Regions from separate parts of the Homo sapiens genome. Here region 1 is linked to region 2. A link is a loop called in an ENCODE intact Hi-C map of the cell type or tissue named here. Cell type or tissue: endothelial cell of umbilical vein. All regions are shown on one strand. Each heading gives the region's core, and the rest is flanking DNA. Links, peaks and the distances in the headings are about the cores only.

Evidence for each region. Hi-C counts contacts between places; a loop is a spot of excess contacts. Peaks named below come from ENCODE experiments on the same cell type or tissue, not always from the same donor. Only the 100,000 strongest peaks of a DNase experiment are listed, where the experiment ranks them.
Region 1: it touches region 2 in a loop (4-fold over the local background); 2 of 110 quality-filtered maps call a loop at or near these places.

What each region holds. Positions count from the first base shown.
Region 1 is chr12:104,476,165-104,485,647 of GRCh38, forward strand. All of the region lies in intron 1 of CHST11 (carbohydrate sulfotransferase 11), which reads left to right. Among named protein-coding and RNA genes, the nearest start is that of CHST11, 24 kb to the left of the region's middle. RefSeq lists enhancers at 2,557-2,606, 6,768-7,268. In endothelial cell of umbilical vein, for the core only: no CTCF peak of the experiment used is centred there; a DNase peak (open chromatin) is centred at 4,847; H3K27ac peaks cover 2,232 bases.
Region 2 is chr12:104,599,581-104,608,854 of GRCh38, forward strand. CHST11 (carbohydrate sulfotransferase 11) reads left to right here. Exons shown (of 3, transcript NM_018413.6): 2 at 2,326-2,411. Among named protein-coding and RNA genes, the nearest start is that of MIR3922, 13 kb to the left of the region's middle. RefSeq lists enhancers at 3,923-4,550, 4,551-5,177, 5,599-6,186, 6,187-6,774. In endothelial cell of umbilical vein, for the core only: no CTCF peak of the experiment used is centred there; a DNase peak (open chromatin) is centred at 4,681; H3K27ac peaks cover 3,078 bases.

The DNA of each region.
Region 1 (9,483 bases), core at 1,484-9,483, 120 kb before region 2:
TAGAATTATAATTATAAAAATTATAATAAACACATGCAAAAACAATATTACATATATGTTATATGTAATAGCATATGTTACACATATATGTAATATATGTAATATGTACACATGTAGTATATACACATATGTGAATAATATATACATATGTTATACACACATATAATATATACACATATATGTAAGATATGTAATATATGTGTGTATATATATTTACAAAGATGAAATCGTCAGGCTTACAGTGTATTTTGCTTTTTCCATGTAGCACCGAATCATGGGCATTTTCTCATGTCATTCAGTTTTCTCTGACAACACTGTAATATTCCATCAGATGGATGTATTTTCATTTTGCCATTCTCCTTTGTTGAATATTTTTGAGAAAGATTTTCCCTTTTAAAAAAATGCCGTTTTTTTTGTAAACTAAACTTTTGTCTGAGTTTCTTAATGTCCCTTTCAGATAAAATTTCAGAGGGGCAATTCAGAGGTTATAAACCTTTGAAGGCTCTTGATAAGTGTAACCAAATTATTTTCTAGAAGATTGTATCTATTGATGCTCCAACCAGCAGTGTGTGAATATGTCCATCTTACTATATCCCAGCTCCTTTGATTAAGCTGTCATCCAGATTCCTGATGGAGCCTTCCTCTATCTCAACATTCATGCTTGCATTGAGTTTTTGGTCCATACTAGATTATAGGCTTCTGGAGGCCACAAACTGTGTCCCCAGTCCCTGGCGTATGACAGACTTGTAATAAAATAAATGTTTGTTGCATACATGCTTGCATGTCTGAATGAATGAGCCAAGGAAGGTAAGGAGAGGTTTCACTTGATCTGGGAAGAGAACAGAACTTTCTTCAGATGTCACAAAGTATCTTATTAATGGGCTTCCAGGGATAGGGGGATTCATGAATGGACAAGTAGCTTGCTGTAAAGCCACCTCCATACCCTCAGTGCCTGTCCAAGAGTCCTATAATAGATCATCCTTAGGATTCAAATTCAATGAAAAGATACATTTTCACTGCTACTCACTAGGTACCCATTACAGGTGTTAAATCATTTAGTCTTCTCCACAGCCTGGCGAGGAGAACTGGCCTCATCCTCATTTTTAGGTGGGACTCAGAGAAGTTTTGTAATTAACTTAAAGTAACCCAGCTAGTAGTTGGTGGAGCTCGGATGCCCTGGCTCATCTGACTCAAAGTGCTCTAATAAGAACTTCTCTCTGCAAAGCGTGGGCTGGCATCTGCGAGAAAAATTTCTTTTTGTGATTTAGGAGGAAAAACATATGGAGAAACCCTATTGTCTGAATGCTGCGTCTCTCCCTAATTCATGTGTTGAAACCTAATCCCCAATATGAGGCTCTTAGAAGGTGGTGGTCTTTGGGACGTGATTAGGTCATGAGGGAGCCCTCATGAATGGGATTAGTGCCCTTATAAAAGAGACCCCAGAGAGACCCTCACCTCTTGTGCCATGGGAGGACACAGTGAGAACCAGGAAGTGGGACCTTTCCAGACACCAAATCTGCCAGTGCCTCGATCTTGGACTTTCCAGCCTCCAGAACTGTTTGAGCAATAAATTTCTGTAGTTTACAAGCCACCTAGTGCAGGATATTTTGATATAGCAGTCCAAATGGACTAAGACAAGGAACGATCCTTGAGCTGAAAGGAAAATGAACAATTGCTCTGCAGTTGGAAAGACACAATGATAGCTCTAGGAGGCATTGTGCACTCAATTGTCCTCAACTGATTGGAGAAAGGAATTCAGTTATGAGGAAGTTCATTTAGTGAGAAGGTCTAAGAGCTCTTCACATGTCTCCTATGACTCTAAGAAGGGTGATGGCTGGCAGCACCCTGAGAATGAAGCCTCTCCAGGGAGCTGTGTGTTGATGGGGCTCTCAAGTTTGGGAAGCAACCCCCCTAACAGGAAGTGGGGGTGGGAGACAGGGAGAGAAAAACCAAAGCAAACCCATAACTCAAACTGTATCTTTCTTCTTGCAAAAGTGAAAGACATTGCTGATCGTTACACACACACACACAAACACACACGGCAGATGGAGCTTCCTGTGTAGTATTTCTGTTACTTATATCTCCAGAAGGAAGGCCTGGGTATATTTTAATTTTATTATTTTCTTTTCTTAAACATTAAAAAAATGATTTCCACTAGCCCATACCAGAGACCCCAAAATACACTGTAAGTAAAAATGTGATGTTTGCCACGTGAATGCAGTGCCAGCACCTCTCTTCCACCAGGTCCACGTCCCTAAGCCTTTTTATATCTGAATTCTGGAGTCTCCACTGACCCCTTCCCCATAGTCTCTTTTATGTACACCCTGACTTCCCAGCAGCAGAGTGCCGAGATGGAAGCGGATGAGGGGAAGTGAGAATAAGTCTAAAATAGCTGTCTATTAGGTTTCCTGTTAAGTAGGATGTGGTCAGTTAGCTTCGGTTATCTGTAAGTCTAGTTCAGGCTGTTCCTGTTAACAGCTGAGTATTCACGGGGCCCCAGAGCATGGAGGTGCTTGCCTGGGAAGGAAAGCAATTATCAGAAATGTTGGGGCCCAGTCACTACCTTGAGGAAAACCGGTGGGATTTAGCCTTTTGGGAAATAAAGGTGGTGTTCCCTGTGGCCATCAGCAGCAGTGGCAGGCAATTTCAAGAGCTTCAGGAGGTGACTGGAACCATCTAGTCTCTGGTCATTTGGGGGATGAGATGACATGGTTTGGTTCTTAACACATAGTGGGAGAGGCAGTGAACTGGTGCCTTCATTCTAGGGGGTTATTGAAAAGGAGGTTTTTAAAACTGGAAATGACAACATGGAAGGAGCCTTTAAACAGTGCATGTCCAAGGCATGTCCAAGGAAAAGCCGTTTTCAAAAGAGTCACCTGTCTTTACTTGGCATTTCCAAACTTGCCTCAGATATCTTTCTGAGGGACTCTTAACGTATTGGTAGAAATTGGATGCAACTCCTTCCTTTCCCAACCCAACTCAAATTGGTTTAAGCAAAAAAAAAGGGCCCCCCCTTTTTTTTGGCTCAGGGAACTGAGCCAAACTCAGTGTGGCAGAGACCAAGCACCCTAGCATGTGATTGTTCATGCTGTGTCTGTCTCCTCATGGTGGCAAGATGGCTGCCTGCGGTTCCAGCCTCCATCCTAGCCTTTCAGCAGTCCCAGTAGAAAGAGAGAGTACTTCTTTTTTCCAGCAGTTTCCACAAAAGTTCTGGAATGTAAAGTTCTTAAGGGCAGGGATTTTTATATTTTGTTTACTGTCATCCCCAGCTCCTAGAACGGTGCCTGTCCTACAGCAAGTGTTCAGTAAAAATCTGTTGAGTGAGCAAATCTCATTGGTGTGGCCGGGATCACATGCCCAGTTTGAGAGTAAGGTTGGGAGTGAGAGAAAGAAAACTGGAGATGCTCTTATCCAAGACAGGCATCAGATCTTGTTTTTCTGATGAATAACAACCAAGAGAGGCAAGAGGTAAAAAATATATAATTAGATTTTAAAAAGTCTTGCACTCTTAGGTAGTAGGTAGTATGCTAGGAAGTTTTTTGCCACTAGGAAAACCTATTTGGACTGAAAATGGCCGCATGAACTTTTGATTCTGTTTACCTCCTGTTGCTAGAAGACAAATGTGTTCCTATGGCTTGAAGAAGCCACAGGACATATTTTTCTCATGTATGCATGCCACTTGTTGAAGATGGCTCACCACCATGTCTGCCTTCCTGCCAGTGGGAAGAGGGAGAGAGGTCCAGCGGAGGGCATTCCCCTTGGATCCATCACTTTTGCTTAAATCTCACTTAGCTCCAGCCATTTATGTCTGTGGGGGAGGCTGGGAAAGGTAGTCTTCATTCCGTGTGGTCATGTGCTAAACTTGTGTTTTCTTTATTCTAAAGGAAGACAGAGAATGGATATTGGGGGTCAACCAGGAGTTCTGCTGCAAAAGGTTCTATACTTTAGTTGGTCAGTGCTCTGAGCCCCTGTTGAATTCAGGCCTATCTTTCATAAACATCTGCTTAGTCAGTGCACTGAGTTGATAGTGTCCCCGCCCCCCCCTCCAAATTCATGTTCTTCCTGGAACCTCAGAATGTGACTTGACTTGGAAATAGGGGCATTGCAAATATAGTTAGTTAAGATGAAGTCAACCAGGTGCAGTGGCTCCCACCTGTAATCCCAGCACTTTGGGAGGCTGAGGTGGGTGGATCACGAGGTCAGGAGTTTGAGACCAGCCTGGCCAAGATGGTGAAACCCCGTCTCTACTAAAAAATACAAAAAATTAGCTGGGCATGGTGGCGGGTGCCTGTAATCCCAGCTACTCAGGAGGCTGAGGCAGGAGAATTGCTTAAACCTGGGAGGCGGAGGTTGCAGTGAGCTGAGATCGTGCCACTGCACCCCAGCCTGGGCTACAGAGCAAGATTCCATCTCAAAAAAAAAAAAAAAAAAAAGATGAAGTCATATTAGAGGACAGTGTGCCCTTAATCCAATATGACTAGCGTCCTTATTATAAGAGGAGAAGAGACACAGAAACACACATAAGACCGTGTGATAATGGAGGCAGAGACTGGATTGATGCTGCCATGAGCCAAGGAATGCCAGGAGCCACCAGAAGCTGGAAGAAACAAGAAAGGATCCTTCTCTAGAGGCCTCAGAGAGGGCATGGATGGGCCTGCCAACATCTTGATTTTGGACTTGTGGTCTCCAGAACCATGAAGGAATACATTTCTATTGTATTAAGCCACCAAGTTTGTGGCACTTTGTTATAGCAGTCCTGGGAAAATACTGCAGTCTGAAGGAACACATTTCTTGCCTTGACCCAGTAGGGATTCTTTCCAGTTGGAGTCAGGGGATGTGGCTTCTTAGCTTCACCCCTGTGCCGGGATGTGACTCAGCAGAGGTCACTTAACCTCTCTGTGCCGTACTTTCCAGCTATGAAATGGGAAGAGAGCTGCCTTTCTGCTCTGCTGTAACACTGCAAAGGTACAGCCTTTCATGACTTCTCATTGCACCCAGAAGAGAAACCCAAATCCTTAGCCTGACTTCAAGGTCCCGCCTCACTGAGGCCTGCCTGGTCCCACTTCCTTGTTCCCCTGCCCAGCTGGACTTGCGCCACTCTGCCTTCTTTCAGTGCCTTATGAGCACCACACTCTTGCCACGTCACGAATTTTGCACTTGCCGTTCCCTGTGCTTGGCGTGCTTTTCCTTCAGGTCCCGTTTAATGTTGCTTCCTCGTATTGGCCTTCCCAGTTGGGTGCGCTGGAATAAGTTATCACTTAAAAAAAGTAATCTACTGTCATACTTTACAATTTTTAGAATTTGGCCCAGCTTTTTAAGCCACTGAAAGAAATGGTTTCAAAAACCAAACCTGGGTGCAGTCACCTGAGCCCACTGTTCCAGCTGGTGGCTTCCTTCTGTAGGGAGCGGTCATGGATTCTCTCACGCGTCGATGGGGGGCAACGATATCAGATATGGCAAAGATTGGCTAAGAAAGGGAAGGCATTTTTGGAGAGGGCTTTGGGGTTTCTGATACCTAAATGTCTCATCCAAGTGAACAGAGTATTTACTCGTCTATGACTTGAAAAAAGAATATCTTTTTGATGTTATTGTAAATAGGACTGTTTCCTTCCTTCTTTCCTTCCTTCCTTCCTTCCTTCCTCTCTCCCTCCCTCCGTCCCTCTTTTCCTTCCTTTCTCTTGCATTTTTTTTTTTTGGAGTTTTGTTCTTGTTGCCCAGGCTGGAGTGCAATGGTATGATCTTGGCTCACTGCAGCCTCCACCTCCCATGTTCAAGCAATTCTCCTGCCTCAGCCTCCCGAGTAGCTGGGATTACAGGAACCCGCCACAATGCCTGGCTAATTTTATTGTATATATATATATTTTTTAGTAGAGACAGGGTTTCACCATGTTGGCCAGGCTGGTTTCAAACTCCTGACCTCAAGCGATCCACCCACCTCAGCCTCCCCAGGATTGTTTTCTTGATTTTATTTTTGGATAGATTGTTGCTGATATAAAGAATGTATGGCTCTTTTTTTTTTTCCTATTCCTCACTACCTTCTGCCTTCCTTTCGCCTTCCCCCATCCCTTCTCTTTGCTGAAGACGGTGTGTCATCTGGGGTAACCCTGGGTATTTACGAGCCAGTGGAGGCTGCTCTGCCACCTGGGGCTGCTGGGCCCCAGAGCCACATCAAACAGGGAGCCCCCCCCCGCAAAAATGAAAGGAGGCCATGTCAAATGGGCAGCTGGTGTTTACTTCTTTTAAGTTTAGGCACATCCTTTACATCCACATGGCTTTATTTTTTAGGCAAGTGGGCTCACCACTTTCCTAGACCATGTGGCCACTGCCTCCCTTCCCTTTCCCCACCCTCAGTGTCATTTTGGCTTTTCCCACAGAGGAAAGGCTCACAGAACTCCAACGTGGTTCTGCTTGCTTAGATCGATGAGACAAGATTTTGGTCCTTTGAGCAAGGTAGGAGTTGTTGTAATAAGAGCTGACAATTATGGAGGACCTAGTGTGTGCCCGGAGCTTCACACACATTGCCTCAAATTCTCACAACGGCCTCATAAGGTACATGTTACCTGGACAAAGACAGCAGCTCAGAGAACTCATTCCACTTACCCAAGGTTGCAGATTTCAACTCGGTCCCAACTCACTCCAGAGTCTGTGCATCCCCCCACTTAAGACTTTAATGTCTTAAAAATGTCCCCACTTCTTCTGTCTTTTAGTGGCTTCACGTCTGAAGTCTCTGCTTACTTTTTGGAACAGATGGTGGTTCTCATAGACTTGGCCCGGAGTCAGCATGGGAGAAAGTCATCCTGTCTGAAACAGTGCTGATTCGGGTCACCACAGATTCAAGGTTTCTAACCTTGGCTCTACTTAAGAACAACTTGGACATCCTTTCATGTAGTTCATTGATACCCACATGCCTCCTGGTGCAATATCTCCAAAACTGGACTCCTGCATCTTCACATGCTCACCCTTCACACCCCATCCATTCTCCACACCCTTCACATCCCAGTTCCTGAAGGCAGGTCCCTTGGTTACAGTCTCTCCCCATGCATTTGGTTGTTTTTTGTTGAGATGGAGTCTTGCTCTGTCGCCCAGACTGGAGTGCAGTGACGTGATCTCAGCTCACTGCAACCTCTGCTTCCTGGGTTCAAGAGATTCTTCTGCCTCAGCCTCTCGAGTAGCTGGGATTACAGGTGCCAGCCACCATGCCCGGCTAATTTTTGTATTTTTAGTAGAGACAGGATTTTGCCATGTTGGCCAAGCTGGTCTTGAACTCCTGACCTCAGGTGATCGGCCTGCCTCGGCCTCTCAAAGTGCTGGGATTACAGGCGTGAGCCACCGTGCCCGGCCTCCCCATGCACTTTGACTTTTTTTCATTGCACTCCATTTGTCCATGCAGCAATCCCTCAGGATGTGATTCATTCAGCCTGCCAATTTTGGATAATAAGAGAAGAGAGTTCAGATACAAACTCCCCAATGTTACCTGCATCTCTTTGGTTCCTGCTTTTGGAGAGTAAGGGGTACCTGAGTTTGTTTTATGTCTCTTCTTCAGTATTCTGCTCCACAAGCTCCACGTGTACTTATTCCTCAGTACGCCCCCTTAGTGAGTTTGTTTATTGGGTGAGTGAAAGGAACAGATGAGTAGATGAATGACCCAGGTGAGGCCTGGGGTCGGGGAGGACTGTGGCTCTTCTTACCTGCTGTTGAAGCTGGCCTGGTGGAGGAGGCTGGAGGCAAAGGTGGGGACGTAGTCTCTGTAGCTTCTGCAAGTAGAGGGTCTGCTGCTGGGGTCAGGGAGGATCTGAACCTGGGCCTGCTTGACTCTACAGTCTGTTTGTTTCTACTACTGTCTGCGAAGGTCTGCTGTTTCTACTGCTACATAGTCACCTGCATCTAGGTCTTCTTTTTGCCATTGTTGGGAATTGGCATAAGATGGAATGAGATTAGATGGCATCATGGTCAGAGTGACCCATTTCCTAATGGTTCCTCTCCTGGTTAGTGGCTGGAGTGGGCAACAGAGACAAGTCATCTTTCAGTGGGTCATTGCCAAGGAGGGAAAGACTGGGCTTGGAGAGCTGTGTGCTGGTTCCTGGGAACAGGCATCCTTGGCTTGAGATCACAAATGGGACAGCCCCATCATGACGATTCACGATCACATTAACATACTCAGTGCTCTGGGAAGTCCTGCCATTAAGAACCCCAGTTAACCCAGAATTTCTTAAACTTACACAACCACAGAATCTTTTTTGGGGACTGGAGAGGTACCACTTCATTTATTCATTAAATAGTTACTGAGCACCTACCCTGTGCAGATGCTATTCACACCTGAGATATGGAGGTGACAAGGCAGACCTGGCAAACTTACAATGTTCTCATCTATAAAATGGGTATACAGGAGTGTCTACCTTGCAGGGTTATGGTGAGGTCTACATTTAATGAACTAATGCAGGGTAAGTGTTTGGCACAGCCCAGGGACATTGTAAGTGGTCAGTGATACATATGTATGATTGTTATCACCCTAGTGGAGGATCAGATATTAAACAATTAAACAGGTACCTATTTAGTAACAATGGCGTTAAGTTATACAAAAGAGAAGGACAGGGTGTCAAGAGAGCACATAGCAAGGAAACCTAATGAATGTTGGCAGGTGGGATGGCGGTAGTGGTCACAGAAGGCTCTCTCCTGAGCAAGCCATGCTGAAGCTAAGACATGAAGGATGTGGGGATTGTTGGAAAAGAGTGGGAAGGGAGTGAGGCCTCCTTGCCTTGGGAATCATGGCCCGAATGTCAGGGGCTTACACACACGGGTGCCGTCTGGGGAGTTAAATTCTCTGGACTGTCTATTTCAGAATTAGGGAGGTAGGGGCAGGCTCTAGTAGGCTGTGGGGTCCAGAAATGAATGTCTTTAAAACTTACCCCAGAAATTTGGAGCACCCTTGGGAATATTTTTTGGAATTGCTGCTCCAGGACAGCGGGCCTCAGAGGTTCATGTGCTTAGAAATCACCTGAGTCTCACTCAAAATGCAGCCGTGGGGCCTGGGAATCTATTTAACAGACACATCCTGAGGCGATTCTGCTGCAGGAGGTTCCCCGACCTTGCTTTGAGAAACACATCTCTGGAAGATTGACTCTTATAAAAAATCGGGAACACGAAGGCACGACAGCAAATGATTCCAGCAGAGAATATACAGGGGCACCTCTAGAGACTTTGTATTTGATCTTAGAAAGTACACAGTGGGCAAGAAGAGTGGTATGCAACCCCATGTCAGGAGGGCCACAGCTGCAGGGAGCGGGGCTCGGAGGAGCTGCAGATCCTAAGAAGGATCCACGACCTTTGGGAACCTCGCTGTTTCTGGCCTTCTGCTCACCGCAGAGGGTGAACTGGCCATCTGACACCCAGCTCCAACTTCAGGGTTGTTCAATGTCTGTGTGCAGTTGTGACAATGGCAGAAACAATCGGTTTAGACTTTCTCTGCAGAAGGTAGACTGACTC
Region 2 (9,274 bases), core at 1,275-9,274:
ACATAGAATTTTTTTCCGTCTTCTTGGGGCAACTGGAGGAACAAAGAACCAGTGTTTCTCTGTACAGCCTGATCAAATTCTAATGGCTTTAATGTATTGACATTTGCCTGCGATTCCCTCCTCCCCAGGGAAGACTGTGGGCATGTAGCTATGTTTGGAGCTTGTACTACTGACCCCGAGAAGACCTGGGGCAGTTCTCTAGGGCAAGGGTTGGCAAACTCTAGCCCAAGGGCCAAATCTGGCCCACTGCCCATTTTTGTTCATTGGTGGAAAAAACTCAAAAGAAGAATAATATTTTCTGACACATGAAAATTAGATGACATTTTCCCAGATTTCCCTGTTCATCAGTGAAGTTTTGTTGGCACCCAGCCACACCCATTCATTTCTGTATCGTTTGGGGAGGATTTCACACCACAGTGGCCCTGCGGAAGAGTTATGACAGAGACTGCAGGGTGCAAAGCCTAAATACTGTTTGGCCCCTTACAGAAAATTTTGCTGACCCCTGCCCTAGGAAGTCAAGGAAAAGGAAAGAGAAAACATGGCATCTTGTTTCTGGGCATTGATGATTGACTTTCAGAGTTTCCACGTGGCTCAAAGTGACAAGTCAACGGAGGCTCACCTGAGCAGTAGTTTTTCCTCCGGAGACCTTCCAGATGTCATCAGCTGCTTTTGGATGACTCTCCTCCCTTTCCTGACCTCAGATTGACTTCTAAGCAGAGGTCCCTGGGCTAACCCCCTGCAGCCAGCCCTCCCAGTCATTTGAGCTGCACCCTGCTTGAGGTCTGGTCACTCCTCATCAGTCCCCTTGATAGCCACAAATAGAGAAGTTCCCGCCTTCCTCCCAGGGGGATCTAAAATAGCTTCTGAAATTTGTCACCAACACTTTTAAACTGTGGCTTTTGGCCAGGCACAGTTTTAAGCATTCTGCACATAGTAGTTACTCATTTAATCTTCACATCCAACCCAGGAAGTTAGATGCCCCTGTCATTCCCATTTTACAGACAAAGAAGCAGAGACACAGAGAGGTTAGGTAGTTTCCTTAAGGTCACACAGCTGGTAGTGGTAGAGCCAGTATTGAAACCCAGGCTATCTGTTCCAGGGAATGTCCTGCTGTCCATTCATTGCCTCTGTGGAGCAGGTGAATTCTTTAGGCTCATGAAAGGATCTAGTTTTCCTTGTTCCACTCATGCCACTGTTGCACCTCAAACCATAAGAAAACTGCCTCGTACTTGAGAAGAAAGCCCCATTTATTCTTCCCCCATCTCTCTTTTTTCCCTCTCTCCTTCTTTCCTTTCTTCCTTCCCTCCCTTCTTCCCTCCTTCCTCCTTCTCGGCTTCCTTTTTTCCTTTCCTCCTTCCTTTCCTCCCTCTTTTCCTCTCTCCTTCTTCCCTTCCCTTCCTTCCTTCGCTTGCTCCCCTCCCTTTCCTTCTCCTTTCCTCCTTCCCTCCTTCCTTCTCTCCCTCTCTACTGCTCTCTTTCCTTCCCTCCTACCTTCCTTTTTTCCTTCCTTCCTTCCCTCTCTCCCAATTTCATCCCTCCCTTCCTCCTTCCTCCTCCCTCCAACAAATAATGATCAAGCCCATGACTATGCGTTACATAATGCATGAGGGGCTGCACAGAGTGAACAAGAAAAATGAAAAAGAAAGAATTCATTGCCATTTAAAAAGAGCTCTTGGTGGCTTCAATGTTGGTGGGGTTTGAGGAGTTCACTTATTCCCCCTCTTTTATTAATTGTAAGTACCATCTCTGTCTGGAATCATAAACTCTTGTCTTTTCTGCTTCATGCTGATATTTTCACTAAAAGTAACATAATTTAGGAGAGGTTTTGGGGAGGCTGGGCCTCTGACCTGTCCAGTGGGAGGAGCCTCCTGGGGAAGGACCTGCCCATTCTCAGAAGCCCAGCTTTCAGGGACAAGGAATGAAAGGTCATTGACTGTTGCTGGAGAAGTCTGCGGAATCTTAAAATGTGTTACCAAGCCTGCTGCTGGGTAGAACTTGCTGTCTTGAAGCAGCCATTACGCCATCTTTTGTAAGTGGTTTCATTTCAATGAGCTTTAGATGCCTGTCCTGTTTTCTTAAAACACTTGCTGGGGAGACTTTTTAGCATGATCTAGATCCTTCTGGGTGTGGAGATGCCTGAATGTTGGGAAGACAGACAGCAGCTGTGCTGTTGGAGAAGGGACAGTGTGGAAATCTTCCTTTGCTAGAAGCTGGTTTTCTCTTTCTTTCCTGCCTGTTTCTTCTTCCCTACTCTGTGCCTTTTTCTTTGACAGACAACAAATCTTTGTTGCTCATTTCTGATGAGCCTTCACTTTCTTTCCTCAGTCATGCGGAGGAATCCCTTTGGTGTGGACATCTGCTGCCGGAAGGGGTCCCGAAGCCCCCTGCAGGAACTCTACAACCCAATCCAGGTAAGCTTCAAGCACTCTGTCAGCATGTGAATTTTTTTTTTTTGTAGGTATGGATACTAAAAACTCTAAAATTGTGGTCTTTGGGGGATTTAAAACTTCCTTTCACAGCCTGGCATTTTACCTTCAGTGGTTGCTTTCTCCGTCACCCTTTTTCTATGTAGCATCTCTGAAAAATCTAGCAGGGGATGTTTAGAATTAGAGAAATGCCTAGGTTTAGTGCTAAGCATTCAGACCTGCCCAGGGTTTGAACTCCTGAGATTAACAGTCTCAAGTTCGAGCAATGGGACTCGGGAATTAAAGGTCCACCGAAGCTGTGCAGTCTTCCCTTTGGTATCCCCAAAGGAAGAGTTGCACATGGGTACACTTGACACCCATTCCCACATCCCACATATTAAAGCCCAGTGATGCCCCACCTCACTGTGCCAGTTTGGCAAACTCCCTTGCGAGCGGGGACCTTTTGCTAAGTGACTGCCTCAGTAAATCTAACTCGTTAGTTTAATGAGGCAGCAAACGTGGCCTCTGTGCCATCAATTATGAAAAGAGCTCCTCTTTGAGCAAAAGAAAAGCTCCAACCAAGGAAAAGTGTCTTCTGTGGAAAGCTAGTGCAAAGTTAGGAGGCCTGGTTGCCATGGCAACAGCCTCAGTGGTGTGTGTGGGTCTTGATGTGGAGACTCTGGGGCTGATCCTTTTGTAGGAACATTAATTAGCACTTGATGCCCAGAACTGGTAAGTGAACAACTAGCAGCAGCATCAGTGGACCTTCGATAGCCGTAGAGAAAGAGGGAAAAATGTACTGCTTTGGCTACAGTCTCTGACTAAATTTAATACTTCTTTGGACCAAGGTACCTGGTGGAGGAAGATAATGCACGGGCCTCAAAGGTGTCGAATTTTTAGAACTCTTGTAAAGGGATGCACTTGAGAACTATCTGATGCCCCCTACCCCCCTTCCCAATCTCTCACCTGCACTCCCTTCTGGAAAAATGGACTCCTGAATTTATGCATCATGGGTGGCCTAATTAGGTTAACTCATGCCCTGTCTTGAGGTGTGACTTGGCCAGATTAGCCCATTAATTGCCAAGTCAGTATTGCCTGAGGCTTCCTGTACTGGGTTCGGTGGTGACTCAGTGGGGAATTTGATAGTTGGGTTCCCTTTGGTGCCCAAAAAATCTCCATATTATAGGCAGGTCTCCCAGCCTGTCCACACACACCCTGTCCTAAGGAAGAGGCAGAACTGTGCTTCAACAAAGGATAGGATTTCTGGTAACCCGTGTCAAAAACAACACAGGCTCCTCAGATGCAAACCATTCCCTTCTTTTTGTTGATATCCTCTGTTCTCAGATGATTTTCTCCTTCAAAACAAAACTACTGAAACACTGCTGCAAATTTTATGGGTAACATATGGTGTCATGGGAAAAGCTATATCTGAAGTCACCGCCCCTGTGGATGGAAGGTCCATGGACTGCGTCTGTCCTGTTCACTGTTGGCTCCTCAGTACCTAACACAGGGCTCTCAAATACTTGTGATTCAAAACATGAAAGTCCAGGTTCAAATCCCGGCTTCATCTCTAACTAGTTGTGCAACCCTGAATATATGATGAGTTATCTTTAGGGGTCAGTTTTCCTACCTAAAACTCTCCCTGGAATGTTGGGAGGATGAAATAATTCTGATGTGTCAGGGGCTCTGTCAGTATGATTTGTCATTTTTGTGGTCAGGAGGGTGGCTTCCATATCAGAAGCCTTGACTTAGGAGTCAGACCTGGGTTCAAAGCCTAGTTTCATCATTTCTTAGCTATGTGACTATGGGGTGTTTACTTAACCTCTCTGAGATTTCTTTCCTTGATTTATAATGTGGCATGAGCAATACCTGCCTTGCAGTGTTGCATGTGGTGATGTGTCTTGCTTGGAGCTTCCTGTGGAGTTTGCTCCTTCATGGGTTCATTCACTCCTTTTTTTCATTCATTTCTTCATGTGCTGTTACATGTACCTAGGAACATATAGCTTAGTAGCTTAGCAGCTTAGCACTAGGCGCTGGGCACAAAAGGGTGGAGAGGGTGTGTGCTTAGCCTTTTGTGGCTGGTAACTCTGGGCCCAGAGTTGAGGGGAATGATTTGACTGGCGAGGCAGACTCTGCTTGGTCCCATTGTAAACCAGTCATAGAAGAGATGCCTGTCCTGGGTAGGGGCCCTCTCTTCCTTCCGGTAGTGTTCTGAGCATTGTCTGGATGACAGGCCTATTGAGCAGTAGCCTGGGACTTGGGAGGGAAACTAGGGCTGGAGAGCAGCTCTGGGAGGCATTGGGGAGGGCGTAGGTGGATGAGTCACCATCCTCCCTCAAGGACGTCTTGGGCAAGTTGTCTGGCCCCATTAGCCAGCAACCAGGGAAATGTAGCTGCAGGAAAATCACCTCGTTTCCTCGGGATGTTTTTTCTTAGGCTGGTTTCCTTTACAAGCTGCAATTATGTTCCATCCCACGCAAGTTCAGTAAGTGGCACTTTTCAGAGAAACTGTCTTGGTGATCATTTGGGCTGCTGTGGGCCAGGGAGTTGAGGAGAGAAGGGAGTGAGAGCTTCTACTGAGTTTAGTTGGTTTTGTGTCCATGAGCCATTTACAAACTTTGCACCTGATTGGGCTCAGTTGCAGTTTCTTGTATTTCCCTACCAGCCAAGCTGTTGAAGCTGCTGAGCCCGGAATGATGTTATCACTGAGGCAGATGACAAACCCTCTAGTTGCTAGAAACCAAACTGCTCCCCGAGCTGGTGTTTCCGTTTTTTGTACTGACTGCTTATTTGGGCTTGATATATAATGGTGAAAACAGGAACTGTTTATTTTAGGTGATAAGAAACCAACATTATGACAAGAAGATGTCATCTTAGTTACTCTGTTACCAGTACCATAGGCCAGATACTATCTAGATGCTTATAAACATCTTATCTAATCCTTGTAATAATAAGCCCCAAGCTAGGTTTTATATCCCCATTTTATGGATGGGGGAACTGAGGCCAATAACTTCATATAACTTATCCAAGGCCACAAAACTAGTAATAAACAGAGTGAAATTCAACCCAAAAACAAACTACAAATCCAAATTTCTTTACCTCTATGCTGTCTGTACTTGCTGTTACTAGCAAAGTTCTCTTGGTGGGAGTTACCCCATCCCCTCTCCAAAAAAAAAAAAAAAAAAAAAATCAAACCCAGATTTTCACTGGACAAAGGGTTGGGAAAATTGGGAAATTTTGGCTATAATCTGGGAAAACTGGCTATAATATGGGGAAATTGGCTATAATCTGATTTGAGTGTACAGAGTTTTTTATTTTAGTGTCCAAGATTTCTTATTTTAGTGCCTTGCAAACCCCTAACCAATAAAACAACAACGGGGTCAGGAGATCGAGACCATCCTGGCTAACACGGCGAAACCCCGCCTCCACTAAAAATACAAAAAATTCTATGGGCGTGGTGGCGGGCGCCTACAGTCCCAGCTTCTCCGGAGGCTGAGGCAGGAGAATGGCGTGAGCCCGGGAGGCGGAGCTTGCAGTGGGCGGAGATTGCGCCACTGCAGTCCAGCCTGGGCGAAAGAGCCAGACTCCGTCTCAAAAAAATAAAAAATAAAAAAAAAAGTTTGGAGTTGATATTCTTAGAAAAACTGTACTCTGATGTCTTATAATTTTCCTGGTTCTCTGCTGTTTCCTTGGCCCCAAAATAAAATGTAATTGCCGATCAGATCAGCTGGAATCAAGTCACCGAAAGTTCAGGAGGTGTCAACTGCATATTTGTGGGCCGAGCACATCTGCGGGCCGCTCTGGCTCAGTTCAGAGGCACAGGGCAGAGCTGCATTGTCAGCCATTAATAGGGCCTAATTTCCCCTAAATGCCAGCTAGGGCGAGACAGCTTGTCCTTCTGCCCCGCCCACCTCCTGGTCCTCTCGTGGGTTCCCTGAAATCTTCACAACATCATCATGTGGTTCAGCCCTGCCCTGCTTGGTTCTTTCTTTAGCATTTACACTTGCTCTGTGATTACTATGTTGCAAGGGGAGAGACTCACAGCACAGGGCTGTCCGTGAATTTATAAGCGCTGAGTCTAGGAGGTTTGCATAGGGCACAGCAGATCCAATTGTTCTAGGGGTCTCTGAGGACCAAACAGTGTCCAAGGGATTTAGAGGAATTCTGGGGAACTCTCTGGGGCGGGGGGCGGGGGGGGGAATGGCTCCAGGAAAACTGAGAATGACAAGATCTTGGAGGCCCCCACTGAAATCTCTGTTACATGGTGGCGCCTCATTGGTCAAGTCTTCAGGGTGCTAAAGTAAACTTACTTCTCCATCAGTTAGACTCCAGGAAGCAGGATGAGGAGGAGGATGAGGAGGGAGAAGGAAGGTCGGAAGGAAAGAAGGATGAGAGAGAAAAAGGAAGACAAATTACTATTTACTAAATGTATAATACATGCCAGTGACCATTCTACATATTTTTCACACGTCTCATGGAATCTTTACAACAACCCGAAGAGGAAGGTCTCCAGTAACCCCGTTTTTTAGTTAAGTTAACTGAGGCTCAGAGGGTTGAGCAATGTGCCAATCACACAGCTCCTAAATGGGAGAGCCAGGCCTATGAAGCCTGGCTAGGTTGCAGGATGAGGAGAGGCTGGTGCTTTATTTTTCCCGGGTGAAAACATGCTTCCTTGAGATTCTCTTTCCCAGTGACTCAAGCGAGACCTGAGGTATGCTCAGGACCAGTTGCAAAATTCACAAAAGCAGGGGCCAGGACTTCTGGAATGGCATGGAATGGACAATAGCTGTAAACAATTACAGGCTGGGCACAGTGGCTCACGCCTGTAATCCAACACTTTGGGAGGCTGAGGTGGGCAGATCACCTGAGATCAGGAGTTCTAAACCAGCCTGGGCAACATAGTGAAATGTCGTCTCTACCAAAAATACAAAAATTCGCCCGGCATGGTGGCTCGTGCCTGTAATCTCAGCTACTCGGGAGGCTGAGGCAGGAAAACCTGGGAGGCGGAGGTTGCAGTGAGCCAAGATCATGCCCCTACACTCCAGCCTGGGTGATAGAGTGAGACTCTGTCTCAAAAAATAAAAATAAATAAATAAATAAATATATAAATAAAAATTGCAGATTTATTTTTTGCTTAGTGAACCTGATAGATAGCCCAGTGAAGGACAGGCCTTTGACTCCTGGCTGGAGCTGTCAGAGAAGGAGTCACCCCTGAGAATTCTGCCGTGGGATAGAGCATCGCATCTTGGTGACATTTGGAAGCTGGGCTCATTGATTTCATTGAATGTTTTAGATTGATAAAAGCTTGTAATAGTCCAAAGGTTGTTGGGGCAGTTGCGGGGGACTCTCTTAGCCCCAACCTAAATAGCTTTTTCAGCAATGCTTGACAAAATGTGTTCCTTCTATGGACACTTGTAGAATAAACAGAGGAAAAGGGCGTGGGGAGGAGAGGCACCTAGGTCATGTAACCTGATAAGCGGTATATAATAGAAGCTTTTTGCAAAGTTATGAGAGAATCAGGAGTGAGTGGTTAGCCTCTGAGGGGCGGTGCGCAGTGGGGGCCTTTATACAGGATTTGAGTCCGGTCTCTGAAGACACAGCACACTTCCCCATGTTAAAGAAGAGAGACAGCATCACAGAACGGGGAACATCAGCGAGGCCACAGGGAGACAGTCCATGGCGCATTCAGAGAACTGTGAGGGGTTTGTGGCTGGAGTGAAGGTGATGCCAGGGGCGGATCGGAGAGGGGGCAGGAGTGGCAGGTTGGTAGCATGTGGATCAGGTCATGTCTGCCATTCTGGTCATTTCCAATCCATCTGGTTTTTACCTATTGGCAGGGTTGGAGGTCACGAGGAGCCCACAAAAACTGGCGTGCATCTTATAACCTAGCTTCTCCTTTGGCCGCTTGCTAACTGTGGGGCTTCTCCAGGGCAGGTAATGTCCCCTTCCAGGCCTCAGCATTGTCATCTATAAAATGAAGGGGTTAGACTGGATCAGTGTTTATCAAGCCTGTGGTCTTCATATTAGGACCACTCTGGGAGCTTTTGGGAAATGACCAGTGCGCAGGCCTCACTGCTGGCGATTCTGATTTTATTGGTCTGGGTTAGGGCTGGGGTGTTGATATTTTTCAAAGCTCCCTAAGTGATTCTAATGGGTAGCCAGGGTTCAGAAGCCCTGAGTTGAAGGGTCTTTAAGCACCCCCTACTCCCTGGTACTAAAAGCCTTTGATTCTAAGATGACCTATAACTTGCGAATTTAGGGAGAGAGAAGCAGGCTGGCAGGACCAAGGGAAAACAAAAAGAGAAAGCAGATAAGCTATGTATCTGCCTTTCTTCACATTCCAGGACACATAGTCCTCCTGTGCAAATAACTCCCCATCTTCCTGCACCCACCTATCACCAGACCCTCGGCTGATAGAAAAATGCAAGTTAGTTCACTAAAACCTTGGCACTATCAGTCCTGCACAAAGCCCTCTTGAGCACACGGCACAAGCACCATCCTATAAAATCCCCAGCAAGCCTTTGTCTACTTGCAGTCAGTTCCTCTCTTGCTGACCTGCCCATTGCTCCCTTGCAATGTGTTTTCATACTTTTTCTAATAAATCTGCCTTTCTTTACCTACAATTCCCTTGGTAAACTCTTTTTACCACCCACATGACACCAACCCCAGAGAGTCACAATGCAGGACATAACCCATTATGTGAAAAGCAACTCAAAGCATACATGCTGAGGTTGTTCACTCTACGTAGTTTCTACTGTCTTTCTATATGAAGGCTCTGTGTCTGTGTTTTCCACTAGGACACAGAGATCATTGTCCCTCATCTACTCCATTTGGAGGTTTGTGGGTTCGATGCCTATAGTGCTAGACAT